Regions from separate parts of the Homo sapiens genome. Here all the other regions are linked to region 4. The links are chromatin contacts, found by Hi-C or POLR2A ChIA-PET in ENCODE. All regions are on one chromosome and are shown on one strand. The core of a region is the stretch at or near the end of the contact, and the rest is flanking DNA. Distances in the headings are between cores, read along the strand shown.

Region 1 (6,051 bases), core at 2,300-4,799, 520 kb after region 4:
TATCTCCTGGTCTTGTGATCCACCTGCCTCGGCCTCCCAAAGTGCTGAGATTACAGGTGTGAGCCACCACGCCCGGCTGACATTGGGAATTACATTTCAACATGAGATTTGGACAGGGACAAATATCCAAACTATATCATTCAGCCCCTGGTCTCCCTCCCCAACAAATCTCATGTCCTCACATTGTAAAATACCATCATGCCTTCCTAAGAGTCCCCAAAGTCTTAACTCATTCCAGCATTAACTCAAAAGTCCAAAGTCTTATCTGAGACAAGGCAAGTCTCTTCTACCTATGAGCCTGTAAAATAAAAAGTTATTTGCTTCCAAGATACAATGGGGGCATAGACGTTGGGTAAACATTCCCATTCCAAAAGGGAGAAAGCCACAAGAAAGGGCTATAGGTTCCATGCAAGTTCAAAACCCAGCAGGGTAGTCATTAAATCTAGTGCAAGGCGTGGGTTCCCAAGGCCTTGGGCATCCTCTGCTCATGGGGCTCCCTCAGGCAGACATCATGGTTTGCAGACAGCTGTATCCTTCCCAGGTGGCCCTACAGAGGAAGGCACACCCGACTTTTCCAATGTCCTGCAGACCCAGCTGTCTCAACTCTTATGGTGATCCAAGAGTGAGGGCCCCTCCCTACTTGGACACCACCCAAGCTGGCAAGTCCTGCTTGGCTAGGAGCAGGGATAAGCACTTGGATGGCAGATTAGGTGACCCCCACCCACTCATGGCATTATGTTTGTCCACAGAGTTTAGTAACAATTGGGACTGCTGGGCCGGAGGCTCTAGTGGTTGGATTTTGACTGGGGCTGCATGGTCTAAATAGCTTTTTTCACATATTTGGGCTTCTGCTGGAATGGATGAGGCCTTTATTTACACAGTCAACAAGAGGCTAGTCTGGGCTTTCTTACAATGTGTTGGAAGATCTCTAAGAGACAAGCAAGCCTTGATGAGCAAGCTTATTTCTCACCTCCATTTGTGTTACACTTGCTACTGTCCTATTGGACACATTAGTCAGTCACTATGGAGAATACTATCCAAAGATGTGAATATAGAGATGCAAGAATAAATTTATGCAATAACCACAAAAGTATTTGTTTCCTTATAATTGTCAGATCAATACCATAAATATCCTTGCACATATTTGTTCTCACAAAGAAAAGTTCTATTGAATCAATTCTTAAAATTCATGGCTCAAGGAGAAGGAAAAGTTTAAACTGGGTAATAACAGACTGTACTACAAAAACATTTTACGAATTTATATAGAAACACAATCCTATACCTAGAAATAATGTAATGCTTAAGAACTTCGAATTATGACCAGTATGATAATATCTCAATTCATTTAAAGCAGTATGTAATTGACAACATTATTACCTACCATGCAGAAAAAGAAGACTTAAAGAGGCTTAGCATAACAGAATGCCTTTGTTCCATGGCCTTATAATCTAAATATGATTTGTCATTCAATCTTTACAAATCTTAATAAGGGTTAAAACATTTATATTTCACGTTTACTTTGCATTTGTTTGAATATTAGTAAAACTGGTATTTTTTAAATTGTTTAGGATCATTTACATTAAAAAAAGTGTCCTGTTTATTTCCTTCATGTATTTATAGAAAATTTTAGGGAGCTTTTAAGTTGATCATCTTTTCCTTATTTTTATTTATTTTTTTTTTTGAGACAAGAGTCTCACTCTGTCTCTCAGGCTGGGGTGCAGTGGCATGATCTTGGCTCACTGCAACCTCTGCCTCCTGGGTTCAAGCGATTCTCGTGCCTCAGCCTTCCAAGTAAATGGGACTACAGGCCTGAGACACCATGCCCAGCTAATTTTTTTTGTATTTTAGTAGCTATGGGGTTTCGCCATGTTGGCCAGGCTGATCTCAAACTCCTGAACTCAGGCAATCCTCCCGCTTTGGCCTCCCAAAGTGTTAGGATTACAGGCATGAGCCACCGCGCCCATCTTTTTTCTTATTTCTTTTCAGATCTCTTTATAGGCCGGGTGAAGGGTGAAGTGGCTCACACCTGTAATCCCAGCACTTTTGGAGGATGAAGTGGGAGGACTGCTTGAGGCCAGTTCAAGACCAGCTGGGCATCATAGTGAGACCCTTGTCTCTACAGAAAATTAAAAAATTAGCCAGGTGTGGTGGTGCCCACCTGTAGTCCCAGCTATTCAGGAGCCCAGGAGTTCCAAGTTACAGTGAGCTGTGATCTCCCCAGGCACTCCAGACTGGGCAACAGAGTGGACCTTGCCTCAAAAAGAGACAAAAAAAAAACAAAAAAAAAGAAAAACTCTCATATACCAAGGGTGAGAAGAGCAAATGGAACACGAACTTGACTCTGAAAAATAGTTTGACAATTTCTCTGTATATTTATATACTGATACCTATATCACACACATAGATTCACACAGGCATTTCCTTTCTCTCATTCTTCTAATATAGGAAGTTTGGTTGGATTTATATTTACAGTTCAGCATTGCCATGACTTTGCACATACTATTCGCGGTTGGCACACGTAGTATAACGTGATCTCCTTCTTAACCTTTCTTTCTTTTGTTTTTTTTTTGAGATGGAGTTTTGCTCCTGTTGCCCAGGCTGGAGTGCAATGACGCCATCTTGGCCCACAGCAACCTCCGCCTCCCGGGTTCAAGCGATTCTCCTGCCTCAGCCTCCCGAGTAGCTGGGATTACAGGCATGCGCCACCATGCCTGGCTAATTTTGTATTTTTAGTAGAGACAGGGTTTCTCCATGTTGGTCAGGCTGGTCTCGAACTCCCGCTCTCAGGTGATCCGCCCACCTCGGCCTCCCAAAGTGCTGGGATTACAGGCGTGAGCCACCGCGCCCGGCCTCTTTCCCAACCTTTTTTTTCTCACTGAAGTGGTCCTGTTCCCTTAATTTCTGGCCACTTCTCCTGAGTCCAGCCCTCATATTTGGCTCCACCTGGGTCCCAGGCTCTCCCCTCCGCCTTGGGAACTATACTTTCTGGCTTTTACTGGCTTTTCCCCATGCCTTTCACCCAACATAATTTTGGCACGTTCCAACCGTTTTCATTACCTAGTCTGTGACTGCTACCCCTGTTCCGTCAGCGTAGCTAACAGCCCTCTTCTGCGTTCAAAAGGCGCTTCAAGCTACTTTGTTAGAAATCTGGCTTTGGCCGAAGTGTCCCCTCTCGGCCGGTTCTCCTTTTCCCTCACAAGGAACTGTTTCCTAACCTTTGTACAAAGTGTAAACGTCGCGGCCATCTTAGCCTTCTATTCAGCTGCTGAAAGGGATTTACCTCCACGCCATTTTTGTCTTGTGTAAACTGGAGCCTCTGTATATGGACCCGTATTTATGAAGGGTTGAGGTGCCAGGAAATGGGACAGTTTCAGTGCTCTTTCATCTTCCCGGCCATCCCCGGTCACCCCCGGTCACCCCCGGTCACCAGCGCCAAAACGCGCCCTTTGCCTTGTGTACGTCAGATACTCAAAGATGGCGGCCCCCATGGAGCCAAGGCGACGAGGGCGCGGCCATCTTGCATCTGCGCAAACGCTGGGAACGCCTCCGACCCTGGATAGTCGCCGTCAGGCACTGAGGAGGCCGAGAGATGAGGCCGGAGCCCACCAAGTTCTGGGAAGTAAGTTCAGTCACTGGGTGGTCGCTGTGGTGACGGGGGAGGAAATTCTGTCCGTGGCTGGGCGTGTTCGTGGACAGTGGTGATGGACTGGTATCTGTCGGCGCCAGCGTTTGGCGACGCCAGTGGAATTCTTTCAGGAGCTTAGCGTGGGTCCGATTCCTATCGCAGGGGAACTACAAGAGGTCCGTGATAGGGTGTGTGTGTGTGTGATCGGGGTACCTCTGGGACCAGTCACAGGGTCCTCGTGTAGTTTGTGGTTAAAGATCTCTAGAGATCCGCTACTGAGTGCCCAAGTCACATTCTGGTGTCTTTGGTGTTGTCCTTTGGCGGGGCTCAGTGATTGCGAACTGGAGGGTTTGTTTTGTCAGCGAATCGGTTTATGGTTCAGGTTTTGTTTGGGACTAAATGATTGAGGAACTGTCTTGGGGGTTAAGGTACGGAGGTTTCTGATCCAGGTTTTGGAATTAATCCCGGTGGCGGTGGTGGTAGCGCCACAGATTCCGATGTGGGCTGCAGCTCTGGAGGCCTGGGAACCATGGCAGGTGATGGGTTAGCCCCAGCCCTGGCTGCTGGAACAGAATTGATGCTCATTAGCATTCCCCTTCTGCCCAAGACCCTTCTCCACGACTGGTTTTTAAATCCCCTTTGGCACCTTCCATCACCCCTTGGTCTTGAATCCTCAGAAATGGAAGTTTTTGGCGAGATCAGTCATCTAGCATACCTAAAAGTAGTATGTTTTATATTTAAGATGCGGCTTCTACCCTTTGTCCTGCAAGTTTCCAGCGTATCCTCTTGGATATTTCTTTTCAGGTTCTTTCTGACACAAGTAAGATAACATCTCTGCCATGGTAAGCTCGGTTACTCAAAGATAACCTTTGTCAAATTTTCAGAATATTTCAATTTTAGACGTGTATGTTATGTGCTTAATATTCATAATTCAGATAAATTATGTAAATGGTACTATTATCTTTTTCGCTTTATATTATGTAATAAACATTTAGAAGTTGTTTTTACTGTTTGAGCCGGTGGTACTATAAGTGCATTCACATTAAGTTTATGCGTACATTTGGATAGAAGTGAAATGTTTTAAAATGTTTAGGTATTATTTTTAGGAACATTTTATGATTATCCATTTATCCATGAATTTTGTTTTTCCTGCCTTTAATCTTCAATCTAGACTATTACTTTTATTGCAGTGTATTGCTTTCTGACTCCCCTTTCCTTATAATCTATAACAAAAGATAAATTAATTTTAAATATTTATTTTATATTTGGTCATCTTAATTCTTAGTATTACAATATTTTTCTCTCTGCCTAACATATTATTTTGTGAAAATTTTTGAACCTATGGAAATATTGAAAGAAGTTTAATGTTAATACCAATATGCCTACCACCTAGCTTTTACCATTAACATTGTATTAGATCAGCTCTACTGGTTTTCTAAGTATTCATCCATTCCTCTGTTTGTGAATCATTCCTTATTTGTTGTCGATTTTGGTATATTTCAAAGTAAGTTACAGACATAAGTACCATTCCTCTAAATAATTCTGTATATGATTAACTAGAATTCTACTAATAGCCCTTTAATTGCTTTATTTATTTACTTAATAGGGAGGCATCTGATTTACAGATAATTTTGGTTCGGTATAAAGTAGAGTAAAAGTGGATTTTGAAGTGAAACAAAAGTGGATTTTCAGCCCTGATTCTGCTTCTTGCTCATTGTGTGATTGGCATAACTTGTGTCGCTTTACTTGTTGGCCAAAAGAGGAGTTAAACATCTTTTCCTCACGATTATCTCTGAGGATTATTTTTGGTTTTGTCTTTTGTAAAATTTGTATTTATATTCATTTTTTTCTCTCCCTTCCTCCCGCCTGGTTTCTCTCTTTTTTCTATTAATGAAAACATTTAAAGCCGTAAACTTATATTACTGAACTACCATCAGCAATTTTATTTTAAATGTAGAATGCTAATATTTTTCTGATGTAAACCTGTGTTTTCCCTATGAAAAATCAAGTGAAGAAAGTAAAAATGACCTGTCAGATAGCACACTTTTGCCAATATTACCTTTTAAGAAAGTTTTAGGAATGGGGTTTTGGGTTACCAGGTATACCTTTATTGGCAATTTTCAATAGAATGTTAAATTGTTCCCAAGAAAGGTTCTGCTCTTAATACTGACTCGATCTGTATATGCTTTAGGAGGATATAGGATTTTTCTATTTAAATTTTGTATCCAGCCACCTGACTAAAGGAATACAGACGTATTAGGCAAATACTGATAATTTGCCCCTTATATTCAAAAGTCATCTTTGATTATTTTTTTATACTGCATTCTACTGAGTGACATTCTAGACCCAAATTCTCAACTCTGCCATTGTAATGTGATAATAGCCTGAGATGAAATGTCATGGAATGCATGTAGCTGTGTTCTTAT
Region 2 (6,191 bases), core at 1,911-4,410, 940 kb before region 4:
CCAGCAAGCCACAAAAATGAGAAATGCCATCTACCAAAATAGATTAGCTTTCGACTACCTCCTAGCCCAGGAAGGAGGAGTATGTAGAAAGTTTAATCTAACTAATTGCTGCCTAGAAATCAATGACAATAGGAAGGCTGTTATAGAAATAACTGCAAGAATAAAAAAATTATCCCATGTTCCAGTCCAGACTTAGACAAAGTAGACTCCTGAGTCCCTCTTTAGCGGCTGGTTTTCCTCCTTCAGTCGATTCAAAACCTTAACAGGAGTGGTTCTAGAAATACTAAGAATTGGTTTAATACTCCCTTACCTCTTACCTCTCCTTGTTAAGGAACATTCAATCAACTATAGAAGCAATTGTCACTAGGCAGACTACCACTCAGCTAATAGCTCCATATAAATATCAGCCTGTGCCTAAAGAAGAAAACCTGCTTTTTCATGAATAATCAAGTAATAGTGATGCTTTCTATTAAAATCTTGTTTATAAAAAGCAAAGGGAGAAAACTCAGGCAGAAATTAAAAAAAAAATATGCATTCATTCACTCCAAGAAAAGTAACAGGCAAGGCAAGGGTTAAAAAGAGAAGAACAAGTTTTCCTCTGCCTAGCAAGCTCACTTAGAGAACAGTTATAACATAACGCTGTTTGCGAAGTCGAAGCCAAAGGAATGGGCTCCAGACACCTCCTCCCCTTTAGAACAAGAGTGAAAGAAAGAAAGAAAGAAAAGAAAAGAAAAAGAAAGAAAGAAAGAAAGAAAACAAATGTATTTAGCTGTTCTTGCTTTTCTTTCAATGCAGCTGCAAGACCACCAGCTATGCAAGGCCACAAGTTATGCTATGCTATAGATTATGTGACCAATCATTACATGATTAACTGCTTTTATTTTGCTTCTGTAAGCCTGCTTATAAAAACCCCACTCTTTGTTGAAATGCTCAGCTTTTTAGATGTAAATCCACTGAGCCGGTGCGTACCTTAAGTAAACATCCTTCTGTCTCCCCCATAGCAGTCTCTCTAGTCCTCAGTTTCCCGCAACACCATCTCTGCGCCTCCTCTGCTCTCCCCGTTAAATTCTCTCTTCCCTGTTATACCCCCTGTCCCCACTCTCTGGCAGCCTAGATCCCCAGGTGTCCTCCCTGCTGTGCTTCTCCCTCTGTTCTTGCCACCAGCACCACTCTGCTCTGTCTGCCCTGGCTCCAAATCCCTCCTCCTCTCCCTCACCCTGATGAGCCTCCCTCTTTGCTGCCCCTCTCCCTACCTTGCTGTCCTTCATCTCTCTGTACATCTAGCTTTTCTCTGCATGTCTCCAGTTGCTTTTCTCCTCCTGCTTTCTTATATATATTTTTTTCACTTTCGTTGTCTCTTGGCAAATCCCTCACCCATTCTCTACTTTGCCATCTGTTATGAGTCTTTCTCATTCTTTTCTTTCTCAGGTTTTCTACTGCGTGTGTCTCCTGATCCCTTTAGCCCACAGAATCACATGACGGTTTGGAGTAAGATGGCTACATACCAGGGGAGCGCATTTTCAAGGGGCTGGAGCTGGGCAGGGAAGAACACCCCATGTCACAGGATATGGGGAAAAGAAAGAGAAATCAGACTGTTACTTTGTGGATGCAGAAAAGGAAGACATAAGAAACTTCATTTTGATCTGTACTAAGAAAAATTGTTTCTGCTTTGAGATGCTGTTAATCCGTAACTTTAGCCCCAACCCTGTGCTCACAGAAACATGTGCTGTATTGAATCAAGGTTTAATGGATTTAGGGCTGTGCAGGGTGTGCCTTGTTAACAATATGTTTGCAGGCAGTATGCTTGGTAAAAGTCATCGCCATTCTCCATTCTCAGTTAACCAGGGACACAATGCACTGCGGAAAGCCGCAGGGACCTCTGCCCTAGAAAGCCTGGGTATTGTCCAAGTTTCCCCCCACTGAGACAGCCTGAGATATGGCCTCGTGGGAAAGGAAAGACCTTACATCCCCCAGCCGGACACCCGTAAAGAGTCTGTGCTGAGGAGGAGTAGTGAAAGAGGAAGGCCTCTTTGCAGTTGAGATAAGAGGAAGACTTCTGTCTCCTGCTGGTCCCTGGGAATGGAATGTCTAGGTGTAAAGCTGACCATTTCCATTCGTTCTATTCTGAGATAGGAGAAAACCGCCCTGTGGCTGGAGGCGAGATATGCTGGCAGCAATACTGCTCTGTGACTCTTTGCTACACTGAGATGTTTGGGTGAAGAGAAACATAAATCTAGCCTACGTGCACATCTGGGCACAGTACCTTTCCTTGAACTTATTCATGATATAGATTCCTTTGCTCACATGTTTTCTTGCTGACCTCTCCCCACCTGTTGCCCTGCTACACTCCCCTCACTAGGACAGTAAAAATAATGATCAATAAATACTGAGGGAACTCAGAGGCTGGCACTGGTGCCGGTCCTCCGTATGCTGAGCGCCGGTCCCCTGGGCCCACTGTCCTTTCTCTATACTTTGTCTTTGTGTCTTATTTCTTTTCTCAGTCTCTCTTCCCACCTGACGAGAAATACCCACAGGTGTGGAAGGGCTGGCCTCCTTCAACAGGACAAGCCCCGGGCACCTCCCCAACGTGGGCTCAGGGGAAGCCGTGACTGCGGAGGGGAGACCTAGGAAGCAGCAGGGCCCGGCAGGAGGAGGGAGGTGGGGGGGGGGGGGCGCGAGGGCGCCTTAAGACAAGGGTGGGGTCTGCAGGATCCCGGGACCAGACAGAGGACGCGGCCTTCCCGGGACTGGGGCCGCGGTTCTGCGCTCCACCGGCCGAAGTGGGCGAGAATCCACCCCTTGGGTGAGGACTTCAAAAAGCGCGGGGTGGGAGGAGTCAGAGAAAGGTTTAGAGCAGGAAAAATGCGCGATAGAAAGTGTATACATTGCCCTATAGCAGAAAGACCCGGGACGGGACCAGCCTCAGGGCGACCTTAAACACAAAAGGAAGCGACCCCCGGACTCTCACGGGGTCGTCTCAATTTGCTCTGGGTGAAGGAAGACGGCTGAGAATTTCCAGGTTTGTGGGGACCCCACGCCCCAGGTACAGAAGCGCCAGGGACCTGGGAAGTGCAGACCTAATACAACACAGAGCCAAACTCACGCGCTGCCGTGGGACCGTCACTCCACGCGATCCGCTTCCGGGTTTTCGCGAATCTGCGCGCAGGACAGAAGCCAGGCCTGGGCGGGACCTGGGAGGTGGGCGGGGCCTGACGAAGCAGGGGCGGGGCGAGAGGCGGAGAGACTTTGCCCTTTGGAAGGCGCAGAGGGCGGGGCCGGGGTGGGACCTGTGAGTCCGTCACCCTCGCTCCAGCGCCTGTTTTAGGGTTTTGGAGTCGAGACCGGCCAGTAAGGTTGAGGCACTATTCAAAAGCCCTGGAATTGTCTGGAACGGGGATGCAAACTAGAATGTGAAATGCAAAGCCCTGCCTGGGCGGAAGGTACGATTTCATGCTGACGGCCCACAAAACAAAATAGAAATCCTCCCCCTTTCTATTCTCCATTCACTCAGGAGGGCAAGTCCACCCCGTGCTCAACTTCAGAGATTTCCCTAAAGCCACCGCCATGGATGCGGGACGGAGTGCTCAGGCCAGGGAGGAGTGAGGTGACCACCTGCTGGATGGGGCGCCGGGGTGGGAGGGATGCGCGCGCGGGGGCAGGAGCCTGAGGTCCCAGCTACTCAGGAAGCAGCGGCGGGAGGATCGCTGAGCCTGGGGGTCCAGGCCAGCCTGAGCGACAAAGTAACACCCCCTCCCGCAGCGCTTCCTTCCTCGTCTCTTTTTTTCCTTTTTTTTTTTTAATGTTTTAAAATACAATTTTGATTGTGTGAGATAGGGATCCAACAGTATTCTTTTCCATCTGGATATTCAGTTAGTTGTCTCAGCACGTTTGTGGAAGAGATTTATTACTTTATTTATTTACTTATTTCTTTTGAGACAGAGTATTTCTCTGTCGCCCAGGCTAGAGGGCAGTAACGGGATCTCGGTTCACTGCAGCCTCTTCCCTCTTGGGTTCAAGCGATTCCCCTGCCTCAGCCTCCGGAGTACCTGCCATTACATTCGCGTGCCACCATGCCTGGCTAATTTTTGTATTTTTGTAGACGGGTTTCACCATGTTGGCCAGGCTGGTCTCAAACTCTTGACTTCAAGTGATCCGCCTGCCTCGGCCTCCCAAAGTGCTGGCATTACAGGCGTGAGCCACTGCACCTGGCCCAACAAATACTTTTTACTTCACTTTCCAATTGTTGAGAAAACATAATTGAAAACAAACAAAAAGTCTTCCCCCCAATGAGAAATCATCTCCACGACGACAATAGAGAAAGAAATTAAAACCATTTCATTAATAAATAAGCCTTAGGCCAGATTATGATGCGAAATAGACAAACAGCTAAGAGGTTGAAAAGAGAGAAAGAAACTTCACTGTTCTATACAACCCATTAAGTACATGTTTTCAAGATAAACACTAATCAGTCCTCAGGGAAGAGGACTTGACAACACCCTTGGTCACACATAGTTCATCCTGGCTCTACTTGGTAATGGAGGTAACCATCTGTGTCAGCTAAGTAGCTTCATGCCGAGGAGGGGAAGAAACCCTAACCCATGTTTTTTTGACAAGTGTGAGTTTTACAACATGGCGACAGGTGCCCTCTGTAGTGAGGCTCCTAAAATCCGACAGAAACTGATGTCAGCAGTAAATAATAAAATTTAGAATTTATGATTAAATATAGAGTTTATCTGAACACAAAGCATGAGGATAGCCACTGGCAAACATCAACTCCAAATGAATGGGATCAGCGTTCCATAGTAGAGACGTTTAGGTTTCACACACAGGGAAAGACAGAAGCTTTAGGACAATCACATTTTCCATTCAAGACCAGTGCATAGGTTGCAGCAAGTTGATTGGTGACAGAGTGATACACTTCAAGGAAGGTTACTTTATCACTCCATAAAAAGGGACAATGATCTCAGGAGGTCTTATCTCTGGGGTTGCTTAGTCTTTCTAATTATTTACATGAAAACTTTTCCTGTAAATAAGAGGAAGACTTGCATAGGCTGGAGTGCAGTGGGGCGACCTCGGCTCACTGCAACCTCTACCTCTCAGATTCAAGCAGTTCTCTTGCCTCAGCCTCCCAAGTAGCTGGGATTACAGGTGCATGCCACCATTGTTTTTTTTTGTTTGAGACAGAGTCTCGCTCTGTTGCCTAAGCTGGAGAGCAATGACACGATCTCAGCTGCTTACTGCAACCTCTGCCTCCCGGGTTCAAGCGATTCTCCTGGCTCAGGCTCTCGAGTAGCTAGGAGCCCAGCTAACTTTTGTATTTTTAGTAGAGATGGGGTTTCACCATGTAGGGCAGGCTGGTCTCAAACTCCTGACCTTGTGATCCACCCGCCCAAGCCTTCCAATTTTCTGGGATTACAGGTGTGAGCCACCACGCCTGGCCTTTTGTTTTGTATTTTTAGTAGAGAGGTGGTTTCACCATGTTGGCCATGCTAGTTTCAAACTCTTGACCTCAAGTGATCTGTCCACCTCGACCTCCCAAAGTGGTGAGATTACAGGTGTGGGCCACCACACGTGGCAAGGAAAACTCGTAGAAGTTACGCCTGCATTCCACTGGACTCAAGCTGAATGAGCACATTTCTCTCAAGGTGTAGCAGGACGAGCCACAGACAAAAGCCCTCACACACAGGGTTAAAGAAGGAAGTTGCTTTATTTGGCCGGGAGCATCGGCTGACTGGCATCTCAAGAACCGAGCTCCCCCAAGAAGGAGTTCCTGGTCCTTTTAAGGGCTTACAACTGTAAGGGGTTCCACGTGAAAGGGTCATGATAGATTGAGAGCACATGTGGTTAGAGTTGGGGGTTAATATTTTAACCTCAGGCCTGGTCATCAGTGGCACCAGCTGGTCTTGCCACTGACTTCATTCCTGTTGTTTTTCAGCTTTTACTTCAGAGACAGGAGACAGTAAGAGAAATGGCCTCTCTCTTCAAAGGCTCATAATTATTTAAAGGTCATAGCTTTAAATTGGAATTATTTGATGTATGAATTATTTAATTTCCTACTGAGATACAGGTACTGTCTCCCTTGTATTTTGCCTTTCAAAGAGAGCTCCCAAGTCCTTCAGAAATACATCCCTGGGTCATCAAGCTGAAAAAAGGTTTAGTTAGTTTCTAAAAAATACCACTTCAGACCAGGT
Region 3 (5,999 bases), core at 1-2,500, 900 kb before region 4:
AAACCCCACTCCGTCTTTGTTGAAATGCTCAGCTTTTTAGATGTAAATCCACTGAGCCGGTGCGTATCTTAAATAAACATCCTTTTGTCTCCCCCATATCAGTCTGTCTAGTCCTCAGTTTCCCGCAACACCATCTCTGCGCCTCCTTTGCTCTCCCCGTTAAATTCTCTCTTCCCTGTTATACCCCCCTGTCCCCACTCTCTAGCACCCCAGATCCCCAGGTGTCCTCCCTGCTGTGCTTCTCCCTCTGTTCTCCTTGCCACCAGCACCACTCTGCTCTGTCTGCCCTGGCTCCAAATCCCTCCTCCTCTCCCTCACCCTGATGAGCCTCCCTCTTTGCTGTCCCTCTCCCTACCTTGCTGTCCTTCATCTCTCTGTACATCCAGCTTTTCTCTACATTTCTGCACTTGCTTTTCTCCTCCTGCTTTCTTATCGTTTTCTTTTCACTTTTGCTGTCTCTTGGCAAATCCCTCACCCATCCTCTACTTTGCCATCTGTTATAGGTCTTTCTCATTCTTCTTTTCTGTCTCAGGTTTTCCACTGCTCTCTGTCCGTCTCCTGATCCCTTTGGCCCACACAGTCACAGGAGGGTTTGGAGTAAGACGCCTGCATCCCGGGGGAGCGCATTTTCCAGGGGCTGGAGCTGGGCAGGCAGTAACACCCCGCGTCACAGGACAGGCCCCGGGCACCTCCCCAACGCGGGCTCAGGGGAAGCGGTGATTGTGGAGGCGAAACCCGTGGAGCAGCAGGGCCCGGCACAAGGAGGGAGGTGAAGGGGCGACAGCACCTTAAGGCAAGGGTGGGGTCTGCAGGATCCTAGGACCAGGCAGAGGACGCGGCCTTTCCGGGACTGGGGCAGCGGCGCTGGGCTCCAGGGGCCGACAAAGGCGAGAATCCACCTCTCAGGTGAGGACTTTAAAAAGCGCGGGGCGGGAGGAGTCAGAAAAAGGTTTACAGCAGGAAAACTACAGGTTAGAAAGTGTATACATTGCCCTGTAGCAGAAACACCCGGGACGGGACCAGCCTCAGGGGGACCTTAAACCCAAAAGGAACCGACCCACGGCCTCTCACGAGGTCGTCTCAATTTGCTCTGAGTGAAGGAAGACGGCTGAGAATTTCCAGGTTTGTGGGGATCCCAAGTCCCAGGTACAGAAGCGCCAGGAACCTGGAAGAGCAGACTTAATACAAGACAGGGCGAAACTCACGCGCCGCGGTGGCACCGTCACTCCACGCTATCCGCTTCCTGGTCTGCACGAATCTGCGCGCGCAGAGCAGAAGCCAGGCCTGGGCGGGACCCGCAAGGAGGTGGGCGGGGCCTGGACGAGGCAGGGGCGGGGCGCGAGGCGGAGAGACCTTGCGCTTTAGAGCCGGCAGAGGGCGGGGCCGGGGCGTGACCGGTGCTCCTCTCAGCTTCTCTCCTAGCACCTGTTTTCGGGTGGTGAAGGTGAGACCGCCCAGGAAGGCTGACGCATGGACTCAAAAGCCCTGGAATTGTCTGGAACGGGATACAAACTAGAATGTAAAATGCAAGGCCCTGCCTGGGCGGAACGTACGATTTCATGCTGACGGCCCACAGAACAGAACAGAAATCCTCTCCCTTTCTATTCTCCACTCACTCAGGAGGGAGAGTCCACCCCGTGCTCAGCTGCAGAGACTTCCCTAGGGCCTCCCCCTGGGATGCGGGACGGAATGCTCAGGCCAGCCAGGGGCGACCTGCTGGATAAACACAGCAAGGATTCAGGCGCGGGGGCGGGAGCCTGAGTTCCCAGCTACTCAGGAAGCAGCGGCGAGAGGATCGCTGAGCCTGGGGGTCCAGGCCAGCCTGGGCGACAAAGTAACACCCCTCCCTCAGGACTCCCTCCCTCGTCTCTCTCTCTTTTTTTCTCCATTTTTTAACGTTAAAATAAAATTTTGATTGTGTGAGATAGGGATACATTATTCTTTTCCATGTGGATATCCAGTTAGTTGTCCCAGCACATTTGTAGAAGAGATCTATTACTTTCTTTTATTTATTTACTTATTTCTTTTCTTTTATTTTGAGACAGAGCATTTCTCTGTCGCCCAGGCTGGAGTGCAGTGGCAGGAACTGGGCTCACTGCAGCCTCTGCCTCCTGGGTTCAAGCGATTCCCCTGCCTCAGCCTCCGGAGTACCTGCCATTACAGGCGCGTGCCACCATGCCCGGCTAATTTTTGTATTTTTGTAGGTGGGTTCCCCATGTTGGCCAGCTGGTCTCAACCTCCTGACTTCAAGTGATCCACCTGCCTCGGCCTCCCAAAGTACTGGGATTACAGGCGTGAGCCACTGTGCCTGGCCCCCCCAAAATACTTTTTACTTCACTGTCTAATTGTTGAGAAAATATAATTGAAAACAAACAAAAAGTCTTTCTCCAAATGAGAAATCATCTCCACGATGATCATAGAGAAAGAAATTAAAACCATTTCATTAATAAATAAGCCTTAGACCAGATTGTGATGCGAAATACAGGCAAACAGCTAAGAGGTTGAAAAAAGAGAAAGAAACTTTACTGTTCTATACAACCCATTAAGGACATGTTTTCAAGATAAACGCTAATCAGTCCTCAGGGAAGAGGACTTGACAACACTCTTGGTCACACATAGTTCATCCTGACTCTACTTGGTAATGGAGGTGACCATCTGTGTCAGCTAATTAGCTTCATTCTGAGGGACGGGGAGTAACACTAACCCATGTCTTTCTGACAAGTGTGAGTTTTACAACATAGCGACAGGTGCCCTCTCTGGTGAGGCTCCTACAGTCTGACAGAAACTGATATCAGCAGTAAATAATAAAATTTAGAATATATGATTAAGCACAGAGTTTATTTGAACACAAAGCATGAGGATAGCCACCTGGAAACATCAACTCCAAATGAATGGGATCAGCGTTCCCTTAGGTTTCACACACACGGAAAGACAGAGAAGCTTTAGAAGAATCACCACATTTTCCATTCAAGACCAGTACATAGGGTGCAGCAAGGTGATTGGTTATGGATTGATATACTTCAAGGAAGGTTACTTTATCACTCAATATAAAGGGACAATGATCCCAGGAGGTCTTATCTCTGGGGCTGCTTAGTCTTTTTAATTATTTACAGGAAAATTCTCTCTCTCTTTTTTTTTTTTTTTGGACGTAGTCTTGCTCTCTCACCCAGGCTGGAGTGCAGAGGCATGATGTCAGCTCACTGCAACCTACACCTCTCAGATTCAAGCAGTTCTCCTGCCTCAGCCTCCCAAGTAGCTGGGATTACAGGCATCCACCACCACATCTGGCTAATGTTTGCATTTTTAGTTGAGACAGGGTTTCACCATGTTAGCCAGGCTGGTCTTGAACTCTTGACCTCCGGTGATCTGCTCACCTCAGCCTCCGAAAATGCTGGAATTACAGGCGTGAGCCACCGTGCCCAGCCTATAAGTGGCTTTTTTACAGCGAATGCTATGCAAAACTTCTCATCAGTCATCATCATATTCAATAGCATTGCTTTTATCATATCACGGAAACCATTATTCTCATTTGGAACAGTCTGCCATCAACCTTCACAAATGCATATGGAAGCCCTCATGCTGGACTTCTCCTCACCCTAGAATCACCTGGGGGCAGGGTAGTTAATTGAAACAGCATGGATGTTTCCCCCGACACCAATAGACAGACGCTATGGGGAGGGCACAGGTGATGGTAGTAACTGAATATGACCATTTGATCCAACTGGAAGCCTGGGCTGAGAGCCTCTTAGCTAAGCACTGACTCTCAAGCTTTAAGGTGAATATAAGTCATCTGGCACTCCACAACCCACTGTAATAATGTTTGATTCTGCAGGTTTGAGGTAGCATTTATAAATTGGCATCTTTAACAAGTTCCCTGTTAATGCCAATGTTTCTCCCCTCGGACCCATTGTCAGAAGCACTGAGCTACAGAAGGCATGCCCTGCACACCAGAGCCCCTTCCACCCAAATATCTGCTCTCAGCACAGATACTGTTGGTTCCCAGGGGAGACCATAAATCACAGTCTTGAAAAGTCACTTTCTCTTTTTTTTTTCTTTCTTTTTTTCAGATGGAGTCTCGCTCTGTCGTCCAAAGTGCTGGGATTACAGGCTTGAGCCACCGCGACTGGCCTGATAGGAGGTGTTTAAAAGGAGCTTCAAAAGAGGTCAGTGCTCTACACTGAACGAAGGATGGAGGGTAATGGTAATGCCTCCACATTAAAATGACACAAATGCTGCTGTCTTACTGAAGTTTGGTACTTTCTGTGGGATAGATACTTTTCACTTTGTTCTGTGGCTTTGGTAAATTTCAGAAGTCTGAAATGATTGATTTTAGTGACTTTGCGAGTGTTTTCATCATTTTGCAGAGGAGACTTGGTTTCTTGTGGTTTGCATTCATCAGTGTCAGAAGCTGATCTCTCTATTCAATCTTGCAGTTTTAAGTAATGCATTGAACAGTCACATAACAGAACGCTGAGCAGGAGAACTAAATTTCTAGTGTAATCAGAATGGCAGGCACTAAATGAATTATTTTACAATAAGCCTGTGTCCTTTTTATTAACTGTTCAGTGGAGAAGTTTGGAGTCTATAAACTTGTAATAAATGTGGCCTGTAAGAACTACAAATACTGGAAAGCTCTGAGGATGTAATTTCTAATTTGATGAAGAAAACATTCTCTTTAATTAACTTGGCAAGGAGAAGGCTTCAATAAAAAGAAAGGCAACTATGCCTGGGGCGGAGCTGGAGTGGAAATAAGATGGCAGACATTGGACGTCATTGAAGGCCTGGTGATGTGGTTTTAGTCCATGTGCCAAGAGCAAAAAGTTATTTAAAATATATTAGTTAGGGCCGGGTGCAGCGGCTCATGCCTATAATCCCAGCACCTTGGGAGACCAAGGGCGGGTGGATCATATGACGTCCGGAGTTCAAGACCAGCCTGACCCATGTGGTGAAACCGCATCTCTAATAAAAATACAAAAAAATTAGCTAGTGGTGGTGGCATGTGCCTGTAATCCCAGCAACCTGGGAGGCTGAGGAAGGAGAATCACTTGAACCTGGGAGGCAGAGGTTGCAGTGAGCTGAGATCATGCCACTGCACTCCAGCCTGGGTGACAGAGCAGGACTCCATCTCAAAAAAAAAAAAAAGAGTAAAAATATATTAGTTATTGGGGAATATCAGCATATATAAATGTGTCTTCAGGTAAAAGTGACAATAACCTGGATACAGACACATGGAAATAGGAAATTTTTTCAGGTGTTCAAGAGGGAGCAGTGAAATGTAACTTAGTGATATTGGGGCATGATAATGGGAGAAAATATTTCAAACCATATATACCATACCTGTGATAAGGAGTTTATATCCAAAATATATAAGGAACACTCACAACTCAAAAGCAAATATGGTAATAGTAATAACCCTATTAAAAAAGAGCAAAGGGGCTGGGCGTGGTGGCTCACACCTGTAATCCCAACAATTTGGGAGGCTGGGCAAAGTGGATCACCTGAGATCAGGGGGTCGAGACCAGCCTGGCCAAGATGGTGAAACCTCATCTCTACTAAAATACAAAAGTTAGCCGGGCGTGGTGGCTAATCACGCCTCCCCGGAAGGCGGAGGTTGCAGTGAGCCGAGATCGTGCCATCGCACTCCAGCCTGGGCAACAGAGTGAGAATCCATCTCAAAAACAACAACAACAACAAAAAAAAGTAAAGGGCCTGAATAGACTAATCATCTGGAAAATGCCAATCAAAATCACAGTGAGGTATCACTTCACATGTCTTAGGATTGCTATTATTAAAAAGACAAAAGGTAACAAGTGGTGAGGATGCGGAGGAAAAAAAATACCCCTGTACGTTGTTGTTGGGACAGTCAATTGGTAGAGCAATTATTTTTCTTAAAAATTCTAAAAAACATGGAGTTGCCTTACAAGTTATAATTTAATTTTACTCAAAACAATATGAGAATTAAAATTCTTTTTAATTTTAAAAATCAAAATGACCAAACA
Region 4 (6,057 bases), core at 2,661-5,160:
AGATGGTGCCTGTGAGAGAATTTGGTCATGCGTGTTGACTACACGTGAATACGTCTGCTTTTATTTTTATTATTAATTAATTAATTAATTTATTTATTTATTGAGATGGAGTTTCCCTCTTGCTGCCCAGGCTGGAGTGCAATGGCGCGATCTTGGCTCACCACAACCTTTGCCTCCCAGGTTCAAGCAATTCTCCTGCCTCAGCCTCCCGAGTAGCTGAGATTACAGCCACGCGCCACCACACCTACACACTAATTTTGTAGTTTTATAGAGACCGGGTTTCTCTATATTGGTCAGGCTGGTCTCGAACCCCTGACCTCAGGTGATTCGCCCACATCAGCCTTCCAAAGTGCTGGAATTACAAGTGTGAGCCACCGAACATGGCCAGGACTACTGCTTATATAAAGGGAGACATTAAAGAGCTGATTGCTATTTCTTTTTTTGTTTTTTTGAGACCAAGTCACACTCTGTCACTCAGCTTGCAGTGTAGTGGCATGATTCTCCTGCCTAAAGAGATTCTCCTGCTTCAGCCTCCTGAGTAGATGGGACTACAGACGCATGCCACCACCCTTGGCTAATTTTTCTTTTTTTGGGGGGCGGGGAGACGGAGTCTCACTCTGTCACCCAGGCTGGAGTGCAGTAGTGTGATCATGGCTCACTGCAACCTCTGCCTCCCAGCCGGGTCCAAGTAATTCTCCTGCCTCAGCCTCCGGAGTAGGTGAAATTAGAGGCGTATGTCTACATGGCCAGCTAATTTTTGTATTTTTGGTAGAGACGGGGTTTCACCATGTAGGCCAGGTTGGTCTCGAGCTCCTGGCCTTCAGTGATTTGCTCCCAAAGTGCTGGGATTACAGGAATGAGCCACCAGGCCCAACTTTGATGTTCCTTACTTTTTCTTTCTCTCTTTTTTTTTGTCAGATGGAGTCTAGCTCCGTTGCCCAGCCTGGCATGCAGTGATGCAATCTCGGCTCACTGCAACCTCTGCTTCCCGGGTTCAAGTAATTCTCCTGCCTCAGCCTCCTGAGTAGCTGGGATTACAGGCATCTGCCACCATGCCTGGCTAATTTTTGTATTTTTTAGTAGAGATTGAGTTTCACTGTGTCAGCCAGGCTGGTCTTGAACTCCTGACCTCATGATCCACCCACCTCTGTCTCCCAACGTGCTGGGATTACAGGCGTGAGCCACCATGCCTTGATGTCCCTTTTAAAAACTACTATGGGTTGAGAGTGGTGGCTCACGCCAGGAATCCCAGCACTTTGGGAGGCCGAGGCAGCGGGTCACTTGAGGTAGGGAGTTAAAGACCAGCCTGGACCAACATGAAGAAACCTCGTCTCTACTAAAAACACAAAATTAGCCAGGCATGGTGGTGCATGCCTGTACTCCCAACTACTCTGGAGAGTGAGGCAGTAGAATTGTTTGAAGCCAGGGAGCGGAGGTTGTGGTGAGCTGAGATCATGCCATCGCACGCTAGCCTGGGCAAAAAGAACAAAACTCCCTCTCAAAAAAAAGGGGGGGGCTATGTAGGCCAGACGCGGTGGGCCATCCCTGTAATCCCACCTGTAATCCCAGTAATTTGGGAGGCCAAGGCAGGAGGACCCTTTGACCCCAGGGTTTTGAGAACAGCCTGGGAAACATAGTGAAACCACGTTTCTACAAAAAAAAAAAATATATATATATATATATATGTAAACTAGCTGGGCTTGGTGGCTCATGCCTCTGGTCCCAGCTACTCAGAAGGCTGAGGTAGGAGGATCACTTGAGTCCAAGAGGTAGAGGCTACAGTTAGAGGATCACGCCACTGCACTCCAGCCTGTGTGATACAGCCAGACCCTGACTCAAAATATCATTTAATTAATTAAATTAAAAGTATTATGTAATAACAGACAGCGACTTTTTTCCCACTTCTCTACCCCACATCCTCCCAATCCTAGGAAAAGGGAAGACAGTGATTCACAACTGAATAAGTCACTTCCCTCTGGTTGAATAGGGATTCCAAGTGGAACATAACCTCTGATGCCAAGATTTATAGAATGTACATGTTTTATAGACACCAATTTTAAAATTCTCAATCTGTATAATTTAAACAAGTTTTTAGTTATTAGATTATATACAGGGAAGTCAACATGTCACAACTAATCATATCCAATGAACTCATCCACTGATCTAAACCCAGTCTCTCGCCCCATTTTTTCTTTTGAGACAAGATCTCGCTCTGTTGACCAGGCTGCAGTGTAGTGGCATGATCTCAGTTCACTGCAGCCTGGACCTCCTGAGCTCAAGTCATCCTCCTACCTCCACCTCCAGAGCAGCTGGGAGTACAGGTGCACACGATTATGCCCCGTTATTTCCTTTTTTTTTTTTTTGGCAGAGATAGGGGTCTCACTATGTTGCCCAGGCTGGTCTCGAACTCCTAGACTCAAGCAATTCTCTTGCTTCAGTCTCCTAAAGTGTGGAGACTACAGGCGTGAGCCACTGTGCCTAGCCCCCCTTTCTTCATTACTGCGCTTCCCTCCCTAATTCTGTACATATCTCTCATTCTCCCCCTTCTCTCTCTAGCTCTTGTTTTCTTTTCTTTCTCCCTGGGATTCTGCTCTTCATTTTGTACCCCTCTTCTCTTCTGCTGTTTATCCCCCTTCTTCCCTCTATTCCTTCTCTTCCATCTCTTCTGCTCCATCCTCGCAACTTATTTAACCTCTTATTGCTCCTTCTCCCCAATCTTTCAATCGTCCTCAATCTCCATCTATTTCTGCCTCTTCACCCATCTCTGCGCCTCCTCTGCTCTCCCTGTTAAATTCTCTCTTCCCTGATATACTCCCCTGTCCCCACTCTGTGTCACCCCAGATCCCCAGGTGTCCTCCCTGCTGTGTTTCTCCCTCGGTTCTCCTTGACACCAGCACCACTCTGCTCTGTCTGCCCTGGCTCCAAATCCCTCCCTCTCTCCCTCACTCTGATGAGCCTCCCTCTTTGCTGCCACTCTCCCTACCTTGCCGTCCTTCATCTCTGTGTACATCTAGCTTTTCTCTACATTTCTCCAGTTGCTTTTCTCCACCTGCTTTTCTAGGTATTTTGTTGCTTTCTTTTTCCACTTTCACCATATCTTGGCATATCCCTCACCAATCCTCTATTTTGCCATCTGTTATGGGCCTTTCTTATTCTTTCTCTGTCTCAGGTTTTCTACTGCTGTCTGTCTCCTGATCCCTTCGGCCCACACAATCGCAGGAGGGTTTGGAGTAAGACGCCTGCATCCCGGAGGAGCGCGTTTTCCAAGGGCTGGAGCTCGGCAGGCAAGAAGACCCCATGTCACAGGACAGGGCCCTGCGTCCTTCCCAGTGTGGGTTCAATGGAAGCGGTGACTGCGGAGGAGAGACCTGGGGAGCCGCAGGCTCTGGCACGAGTAGGGAGGTGGGAGGAGGGGGGACGGCGCCTTGGGAGAAGGATGGGGTCTGCAAGATCCCAGGACCAGGCAGAGGACGCGGCCTCCCTGGGACTGGGGCTGCGGCGCGACGCTCCAGGGGCCGACGAGGGGTGGCTGGGAGGTGCGCCCCGGGCAAGAATCCACCTCGTGGGTGAAGACTTTAAATAGCGCGAGGAGGGAAGAGTCAGAAGAAGGTTTTGAGCAGAAAAACTACGCAATAGAAAGTGTATACATTGCCCTATAGCAGACAGACCCGGGACGGGACCAGCCTCCAGACGACTTTAAACCCGAAAGGAAGCGACACCCGGCCTCTCACTGGGCTGTCTCAATTTGCTCTGGGCGAAGGAAGACGGGCGAGAATTTCCAGGTCTGTGGGGACCCCACGTCCCAGGGACAGAAGCGGCGGGGACCTGGGAAGCGGAGACTTAATGCAACACAGAGCAAAACTCACCATGGCGACGTGACCTTCACTCCACCCGATCCGCTTCCGGGTTTGCGTTAATCTCCGCGCGCAGGACGGAAGCCAGGCCTGGGCGGGAGGTGGGAGGAGGTGGGCGGGGCCTGGGCGAGGTAGCGGCGGGGCGCGAGGCGCTGAGACCTTGCCCTTTAGAACCGGCAGAGGGCGGGGCCGGGGCGGGGCCGGGGCGGGACTTGCGCGTCTTTCAGCCTCTCTCCTAGCGTCTCTGTTTTTAGGTTGTGGAGGCGAGAGCGCCAGAAAGTCTGAGGCATGATTCCAAAGCCCTGGAATTGTCTGGAACCGGGATGCAAACTAGAATGTGAAATGCAAAGCCCTGCCTGGGCGGCATGTACGATGTCATGGTGACGGCCCACGGAACAGAATAGATGTCCTCTCCCTTTCTATCTCCATTCACTAGGGAGGGAGAGTCCACCCTGAGCTCAGCTTCAGAGACTTCCTTAAAGCCACCGCCAGGGGTGCGGGACGGAGTGCTTAGGCCAGGAAGGAGTGAGGTCACCACCTGCTGCTTAAACACAGCAGAGGCGCGGGGGCGGGAGCCTCAGGTCCCAGCTACTCAGGAAGCAACGGAGAGAATTGCTGAGCCTGGGGTCCCAAGCCAGCCTGGGCGACAAAGTAACACCCACTGCGGCAGGTCTCCCTTCCTAGTCTCTCTCTCTCTCTTTCCCTTTTTTTTTTTTTGGAGACAGAGTCTCACTCCGTCGCCCAGGCTGGAGTGCCGTGGAGTGATCCCAGCTCACTAGAACTTCCGCCTCCTGGTTTCAAGCGATACTCCGGCCTCAGCCTCCCGAGTAGCTGGGACTACAGGCATGCGCCACCATGCCCAGTTAATTTTGTATATTTAGTAGAGACAGGGTTTCACCATGTTAGCCAGGCTGAACTCCCGACCTCAGGTGATCCGCCCACGTCGGCCTCCCAAAGTGCTGGGATTACAGGCGTGAGCCACCGCGCCCGGGCCTTTTCCCTTTTTAAAAAAAAAAAAAAAACTTTTTTAAATAAAATTTTTGATGGTGTGACATAGGGATCCAACATTACTCTTTTCCATGTGGATATCCAGTTAGTTGTCCCAGCACATTTGTGGAAGAGATCTATTACTTTATTATTATTATTATTATTATTACTATTATTGAGACACAGTATTTCTGTTGCCCAGGCTGGAGTGCAGTGGCGAGATCTCAACTCAATGCAGCCTCTGCCTCCTGGGTTCAAGCGATTCTCCTGCCTCAGCCTCGGGAGCAGCTGGCATTACAGGCGCGTGCCACGATGCCCGGTTAATTTTTGTATTTTTCATAGAGACGGGGTATCACTACGGTGACCTGGCCGGTATCGAACTCCTCACTTTAAGTTATTTGCCTGTGTCAGCCTCCCAAAATGCTGGGATTACATGCGTCAGCCAACATGCCTGGCCCAAGAAATATTCTTTACTTTGCTTTTTAAATGTTGACAAAATATAATTGAAAACTAAAAAATATTATCCCAAATGAGAAATCATCTCCACGACGATAACAGAGAAAGAAATAAAAACCATTTTGTTAATAAATAAACCTTAGGACCGGGCATGGGGGCTCACGCTTGTAATCCCAGCACTTTGGGAGGCTGAAGCAGGCGGATCACGAGGTCAGGAGATCGAGGTCATCCTGGCTAACATGGTGAAACCCCGTCTCTACTAAAAATACAAAAAAATTAGCCAGGTGTGGTGGCGTGCACCTGTGTCCCAGCTGCTGGGGAGGCTGAGGCAGGAGAATGGCGTGAACCCAGGAGGCGGAGCTGGCAGTGAGCCAAGATAGCACCACTGCACTCCAGCCTGGGTGACAGAGCAAGACTCGGTCTCAAAAAAAACAAAAAAAAAAAATCAGCCGGGCGTGGTGCCCAGCGCCTGTAGTCCCAGCTACTCGGAGAGGCTGAGGCAGAAGAATGGCGTGAACCCAGAAGGCGGAGCTTGCAATGAGCCGAGATCGCACCATTGCACTCTAGCCTGGGCGACAGAAGAGATTCCGTCTCTAAATAAATAAATCAATAAGCCTTGACCAGAATGTGATGGGAAATAGAGGCAAACAGCTAAGAGGTTGAAAAGAGAGAAAGAAACTTCACTGTTCTATACAACCCATTAAGGACATATTTTCAAGATAAACACTAATCAGTCCTCAGGGAAGAGGACTTGACAACA

Evidence for each region. Hi-C counts contacts between places; a loop is a spot of excess contacts on that map. ChIA-PET counts read pairs that join two places held with the same protein, here RNA polymerase II (POLR2A). Pooled maps may share reads with other maps.
Region 1: a pooled map shows a loop between it and region 4 (5-fold over the local background). The contact joins the promoter of ZNF615 here to the promoter of ZNF808 in region 4. A Hi-C loop is called at or near these places in 7 of 50 pooled maps.
Region 2: a map of CD8-positive, alpha-beta T cell shows a loop between it and region 4 (21-fold over the local background). The contact joins the promoter of ZNF813 here to the promoter of ZNF808 in region 4. A Hi-C loop is called at or near these places in 1 of 168 maps with a recorded cell type or tissue (CD8-positive, alpha-beta T cell), 2 of 37 single-sample maps with no recorded cell type and 10 of 50 pooled maps.
Region 3: a loop to region 4 is called in a map with no recorded cell type, with 9 times the contacts of the local background. The contact joins the promoter of ZNF761 here to the promoter of ZNF808 in region 4. A Hi-C loop is called at or near these places in 2 of 37 single-sample maps with no recorded cell type and 9 of 50 pooled maps. POLR2A ChIA-PET finds 5 or more read pairs at or near these places in 1 of 52 experiments (OCI-LY7).

What each region holds. Positions count from the first base shown.
Region 1 is chr19:52,005,709-52,011,759 of GRCh38, reverse strand. It overlaps ZNF615 (zinc finger protein 615), which reads left to right and starts at 3,549. Exons shown (of 7, transcript NM_001199324.2): 1 at 3,549-3,619; 2 at 4,430-4,467. It overlaps LOC124904755 (a long non-coding RNA gene), which reads right to left and starts at 3,462. Exons shown (of 2, transcript XR_007067321.1): 1 at 3,281-3,462. RefSeq lists enhancers at 3,039-3,118, 3,179-3,788.
Region 2 is chr19:53,464,702-53,470,892 of GRCh38, reverse strand. ZNF813 (zinc finger protein 813) reads right to left here and starts at 3,160. Exons shown (of 4, transcript NM_001004301.4): 1 at 3,104-3,160. RefSeq lists enhancers at 1,816-2,378, 2,379-2,940, 2,877-3,116 and a silencer at 3,187-3,316.
Region 3 is chr19:53,427,235-53,433,233 of GRCh38, reverse strand. It overlaps ZNF761 (zinc finger protein 761), which reads right to left and starts at 1,250. Exons shown (of 5, transcript NM_001289951.2): 1 at 1,206-1,250. The region is part of intron 9 of ZNF765-ZNF761 (ZNF765-ZNF761 readthrough); the gene reads right to left. It also overlaps a transcript of ZNF765 not described here and the pseudogene TPM3P9. RefSeq lists a silencer at 1,294-1,373.
Region 4 is chr19:52,525,521-52,531,577 of GRCh38, reverse strand. ZNF808 (zinc finger protein 808) reads right to left here and starts at 3,910. Exons shown (of 5, transcript NM_001039886.4): 1 at 3,867-3,910. RefSeq lists enhancers at 3,637-4,464, 4,465-5,291.